2 separate regions of the Homo sapiens genome follow, and region 1 is linked to region 2. The links are chromatin loops, found by intact Hi-C in ENCODE. Cell type or tissue: mammary epithelial cell. All regions are shown on one strand. Links, peaks and the distances in the headings refer to the core of each region. The heading gives the core; the rest is flanking DNA. Region 1 overlaps WWC2 (WW and C2 domain containing 2). Region 2 holds the start of LOC105377577 (a long non-coding RNA gene).

The links. Hi-C counts contacts between places; a loop is a spot of excess contacts. Peaks named below come from ENCODE experiments on the same cell type or tissue, not always from the same donor. Only the 100,000 strongest peaks of a DNase experiment are listed, where the experiment ranks them.
Region 1: it touches region 2 in a loop (5-fold over the local background); 4 of 110 quality-filtered maps call a loop at or near these places.

What each region holds. Positions count from the first base shown.
Region 1 is chr4:183,140,746-183,143,671 of GRCh38, reverse strand. All of the region lies in intron 1 of WWC2 (WW and C2 domain containing 2), which reads right to left. Among named protein-coding and RNA genes, the nearest start is that of WWC2, 43 kb to the right of the region's middle. In mammary epithelial cell, for the core only: a CTCF peak has its summit at 1,449; DNase peaks (open chromatin) are centred at 901 and 2,581; H3K27ac peaks cover 652 bases.
Region 2 is chr4:182,936,944-182,939,869 of GRCh38, reverse strand. It overlaps LOC105377577 (a long non-coding RNA gene), which reads right to left and starts at 2,445. Exons shown (of 3, transcript XR_939536.3): 1 at 2,290-2,445. In mammary epithelial cell, for the core only: a CTCF peak has its summit at 1,576 (motif pointing left); no DNase peak of the experiment used is centred there.

The DNA of each region.
Region 1 (2,926 bases), core at 160-2,659, 200 kb before region 2:
CATGCCCAGCTAAATTTTTGCATTTTTTGTAGACATGGGGTTTGCCATATTGCCCAGGCTGGATTTGAACTTGTGAGCTCAAGCGATCCACCCTCCTCAGCCTCCCAAAGTGCTGGGATTACAGGCATGAGTCACCATGCCCAGCCAAAAAATGTTTGTATATTATTAAAAACACATGAAACTTTAAAAATGTTCACTACTTTATAGCACGTTTCTAATTATCCAAACAGGGTTCATCTATACTTAACAGGACAGAGTTGACAAATGAGTTTCATCTCTTGGCAATTCTCATCAATTAGTAATGACTTACTGCAGAAGCTGTTGAGAAGGAGTATGAGAAAGCAGATGCCATGACTGGAATGCAAATCAAGAGTACAGGGGCCACATCGACGCCATCACTGATGCAGTTTTTTTTCTGGCAAAATGTCAAAGAGTTTGGCTTTCTTCTGACCCAAGGCCATGCTTGAGTCACCTACACCCATTATTGATAAATACTCAGAAACTGCTAAGTTAATTTTAATATTATTTCAATAAAACATAATTTAAAAAGAAAATTAGTCTGCAAAAATGAGTGTCTCATTATGAATTCCAAAGCCAAATAAACATGGTGTGGGGACAGTGCTTGTTGCTACACCTTCTATCTGGTGATTCTCTTCTGACAGTGACAGAATGATGAATTTCACTGTTCATTTCTGACAGGAGATTGGATTTTCTCATGCTTCACTTCATATTGCTCATTCTGGGAAGAAAACAGCATTTTCGTGGTTTTTATTTTATATATAATTTATGGAAGGAAGTTGAACATTTGTGTTTTGCTTTACAGGATACTGAACAGTAAAACCACCCAGCCCACACCCTAATGCCCTTGGGTAACATTAGCCTGCTGCTGAATGTAAGCCAGAACATACGCCACATGGCTCTAGTCCAGGGCTTCTCATACTGGTGCAAGCCAGGAGTGTGCCTGGGGGCAAGGGTATTCAAATCCACAAGACAGACACGACACAGCTCCCCAAACCACCATTTGAAACATTATTCCAATATTAAAATAGGCACAAATATATTCTCTAAAAGAATACAAAACTGGCATGAAGCTTTAGAAGAAAACGAAAAGATTACAAAGAAGTGTTCTTTTTGGAAGGACCTATACACACTCTCTTTGTCGGGGTCAACCTTCTTTCCATTAAGAGTACTGTACTTGGGTTGAAAACTCAGCAACCCATTACTCCATTAGTGTGCATAAACTGAAAACTGACTCAGAAATTTTAACAGTTATCTTGATTTTAAAAGGGGAGGGGTGGCAACCTAATCCCTGTAACAACTTAGCCTCAAACAAAAAAGCATATTTGGGACAGACAGGAAAATGTGTATTGCAGTTAAATCTGGACCTTATTCACATTAATAACAGCAATATTTAACATTTATTGAGCATTTCCAGGCAATATAACCCCAGAACCAGGGGGTGTCACCCTTATACTACTTGTCAAGAATATCCCAGGTATGGGGCCTCTGTATTTGGTATTTCATCCCTCTGTCCAGAAAATGTTCTTTTCTCAAATATTTCCCTGACGAATGCCCATGCTCTCCTATCACTTTTCTAAAATAGCACTCCAACCCACCAAACTGCTTTCCTCAACAATTACCATAGCTTTCTGTGTTTTCTTCACAGCACATAGACATTGTGCTATGTATTTCTTTGTCTGTTACTTACTAAACACATGTCCCCTGCTATAGTCTATATGCCATGAAGGCAGAGCCTTGTCTCTGCTAAGCTTTTTGCTGTAGTATTCATGGCTACAAGCAGTGCCTAGCATACAGCAGGACAAACAGACATTTGTTAAATGAGTATTAGATAATATCTATTTAGTTAGAAATGTAAAATAACATAAAGCTGTCATGTATAATTCATGAAGATATCAGAACTGTATATCTACATAATGATACACCTCTCAGTATACAGAAAGACTGACTCCCAGGGTGTTTGTACCTTATTTTTGCAACACACCGGCACCTACAGAAATGGCAAATACTTTGAAATAAGTATTTTGGTGATACAAAGGTGAATCTAGCCACTTGGTAATAATTTTTAACTGACACTCATTAGAAGATACTAGAGAAATCATCTCGGCTTAGAGGATGCTATATATTTGCCTCCTGGGGTGGTAGTAGGGTGCTGTGGGCTGAATTATGGTCCCACAAATGTATACGTTGAAGCCTAATTCCCAATGTGAATATATCTGGAGACAGGGTCTTTAGGAGGTATTTAAGGATAAATGAGGTCATAAGATCAGGGCTTTGATCTCATAGAATTGATGTTCTTATAAAGAGACAAGGGAGAACTGACGCTCTCCCCTTCCCAAGCACACACACATGGTGAGAAAGGCCATGTGGGGACACAGCAAGAAGGCAGTCTCTGCAAGCCAGGAAGAGAGCCTTCACCCAAACCTAATCTGCTGACACCTTAACCTTGGACTTCAAAACTGTGAAAAAATCAGCTTCTGTTGTTTAAGCCATTCAGTCAGTGGTATTTTGTTATGGCAGCCTGAGCTGACTAATACCTGGAGAATAGAAATCAGATGCTCCTTAACAGCCTTGAAATCCTTCAGCTCATTCTTCTGGCTGTTCGGTACTTCCTGTGGTTTCCCACGAATTTTTCTCACCCTGTGCTACACTTATTCAGAGCACAATTATCCAATTTTACTCCCAAAATAATACTATGCAGTGGGCATGACTAGTACCCTCATTTCAGGAAACTGAAGCACAGAGAGGTTACATAGTTATTAAGCAGATTGGTGGAAATCAGGCAGTCTCACTCTAGAGTCTATGCTCTTAATTGAGTGTCTGGCCTAGAGTAAAAATTCAGTAAAGGCTGTGGCTTTTATTATAAAAACTATAAAATTAGTAGAGTGGGCACAAGTCAAGAAGGTAA
Region 2 (2,926 bases), core at 263-2,762:
GTGCTGCAGCTCAGTCCTGCTGGGACCGCTGGGTCAGTGTAGACTGGAACGAGGACCCCCTGGCTCTGGCTGTGGGCCACTGGAGCGGAACTTCTACCCTCCCCTGCCAGCAGACAGAGCTGGCTCTTGACCAAGGAAAGCCCTCGGAGCTTTGGGCTTGTGTGCTTCACAACATCAGGGCTCAGGACCATGGCCAGGCCGTTGGCAGCATCTGCTACAGTGACCTTGTAAGCTTCATTTGTGGCTGAATAGTACTCCATTGTGTATATGCACTAGTGTACATTTTCCTATCCATTCACCTGTTGATGGACACTTAGGTGGCTTCCAAATCCTGGCTATTGTGGATACTGCGGCAGTAAATACGGGAGTGCAGATATCTCTGGGCATGTCGATTTCAATTGCTGTGGATATGTACCCATATATGAAATTGCTGGATCACGTGGTCATTCTATTTTTTGTTTTTTGAGAAACCAAATTGCTAAGAGAGTAAATTTCTAGTGTCTCACCACCAAAATAATAATAATAATAATAATAATAATAATAATAAGTCAGGTGATGGATACGTTAATTAGCTTGGTTTAATCATTTCACATTGTATACATGCATCAAAAAATCACAGTGTCCCCCATAAATGTACATATTATCTGTCAATTAAAAACGAAACACTGAGCCAGGCGCAGTGGCTCATTCCTGTAATCCCAGCACTTTGGGAGGCTGAGGTGGGAGGATCACAAGGTCAGGAGTTCGAGACCAGCCTGGCCAACATGGTGAAACCCTGTCTCTACTAAAAATACAAAAATTAGCCCAGCGTGGTGGTGCACACCTGTAATCCCAGCTACTCGGAAGGCTAAAGCCGAAGAATCACTTGAACCTGGGAGGCGGAGCTTGCAGTGAGCTGAGATTGTGCCACTCTGCTCCAGCCTGGGAGACAGAACAAGACTCCTAAAAAAAGAAAAAAAAAAAAGAAAAAAGAAAAAAAAAGAAACACACGCACACACACACACAATGAAACCCTGTCTCTACTAAAAATACAAAAAATTAGCTGGGTGTGGTAGCAGGCACCTGTAATCCCAGCTACTCTGGAGGCTGAGGTGGGAGAATCTTGAACCCGGGAGGCAGAGGTTGCAGTGAGCCGAGATGGTGCCACTGCACTCCAGCCTGGGCACCAGAGCAAGACACCGTCTCACGCACACACAAAAATAATAATAATAAATTAATTAATTAACTAAATTAATTTTAAAATGTTAAAAACACCTTAATTTACGAGCAAGTTATATAGACCTCAGCTACTTTATCTCTAGCCATGCTTTCAGGAGTTTTCTCTGTATAATATCCTGCTTTGTCAATTGCAGCTCATTTTGGTTCCATATTTTTGTGATTTTGGGAACTGGAGTTAATAAGGGGTCCACTCCTCACATCCTGCGGATTCTGCGTTGTCAGTTACATAGGAGGGAACAAGGACGTGAAATGAAATTCCTGAAAATCCGAGAGGGAACGTTGAGGGCGAGGGCACGCGACAGCGGGCCTGGAGTGTGGCCTTGCCCTCTGCCCAGGCCGGCTGCAAATCTCTGCTGCCCCCTGGAGTCCACGCTGAGCACAACCCTGAGTGTCCTTGAAGTCTGAGTCCTGTCAAGGACCGAGTTGTGTCCCCTTCCGCCAAAATTCACATGTTGAAGCCCTAACCTCTAATGGAACTGTATTTGGGGATAGGGCCTCTAAAGAGGTAATTAAGGTAGAAGAAGGTCTTATGGTTAGGACTTAATCTAATATGACAGGTTTCCTTAAAAGAAGAAATTAAGACAAACAACAGAGACCTGGTCAGGACAGGGAGGGAAGGCAGCTGTCTGTCTGCAAGGCAGGCAGCTGTCTGTCTGCAAGGCAGGCAGAGAGACCCCAGGAGAAACCAACCCTGCCGACACCTTGATCTTGGACTTCCAGCCTCCAGAACTGTGAGAAAATACGTCTGTTGTTGAAGCCACTGGTCTGTAGTATTTTGTTATGGTAACCCCAGCAAACTAATACAGGGCTGCTTTGAGCTCTTTCATTCTCTGTTCTCTTTTTCTCATCTGTCTCTATATCTACCTTTTTGTCACACTCTTTGAACTTTAAGAAAGAGATACTTTACCTCCAGCCTCTAAATCTCTCTTGCTGCCTGGGAGGTAATTTACTTCTAAACATATCCAATTTTTCTTTGTCTTTCCAGTCTTTAAGAAAAGGGGGCAGGATTTAGATAATAAGTAGATCTTAAGTAACATTCTTTTCTTTACCTTGTATTATTTTCATACTCACCCTTTCCAAAAACTAGGTTCCTTTGTGGCTTGAGCTATGCAGCTGGCTCTCAGGTCAGCCTGCAGGACACGAGGGCAGGAGGTGGGTGTGTTTGCATCAGAAAGAACATGCTCTCACTGTGACTTCACTACAAACATTAGTCTTAAACAGTGCTTCTCAAATAGTCTGGGAGGGAGGACCTGGGATTTCCCCACGATCTGTACCGAATCTATATTTTTTGTCAAATAAGATCAAGGGATTTCTAGAAAAAAAATGAAGACATACAAAATACAGGTCCCAGGTTTTTATTATTAGATTCAATAGACAGAGAATTACTCTGTCCGATTGCTTTAATTGTTTCTAAACGGTTACTTTCAATGTCTGTACTTTTCACACACACTCAACATGCAGTGCAAAGACAGACACTGGTCTATGGAGCACGCTTTCAAGACAGCTGGCCCAAAGGGTGGTGCCAGTGATTTCCATTCTTTCTCATTGGTTTTAATAATCTCACTCAGAGTCAGCTGAGCTGTGTGTCTGGAAGAACTTCTCCCAGACTTTCTCTCTCTTTTTTCTGCCCCCTGCCTTCCTGTTGGGGTTCATCCCACTGAACTTTCCTTCATGGTCAAGGCTGGGGAGAAGGTGGTTATTCCTGAGG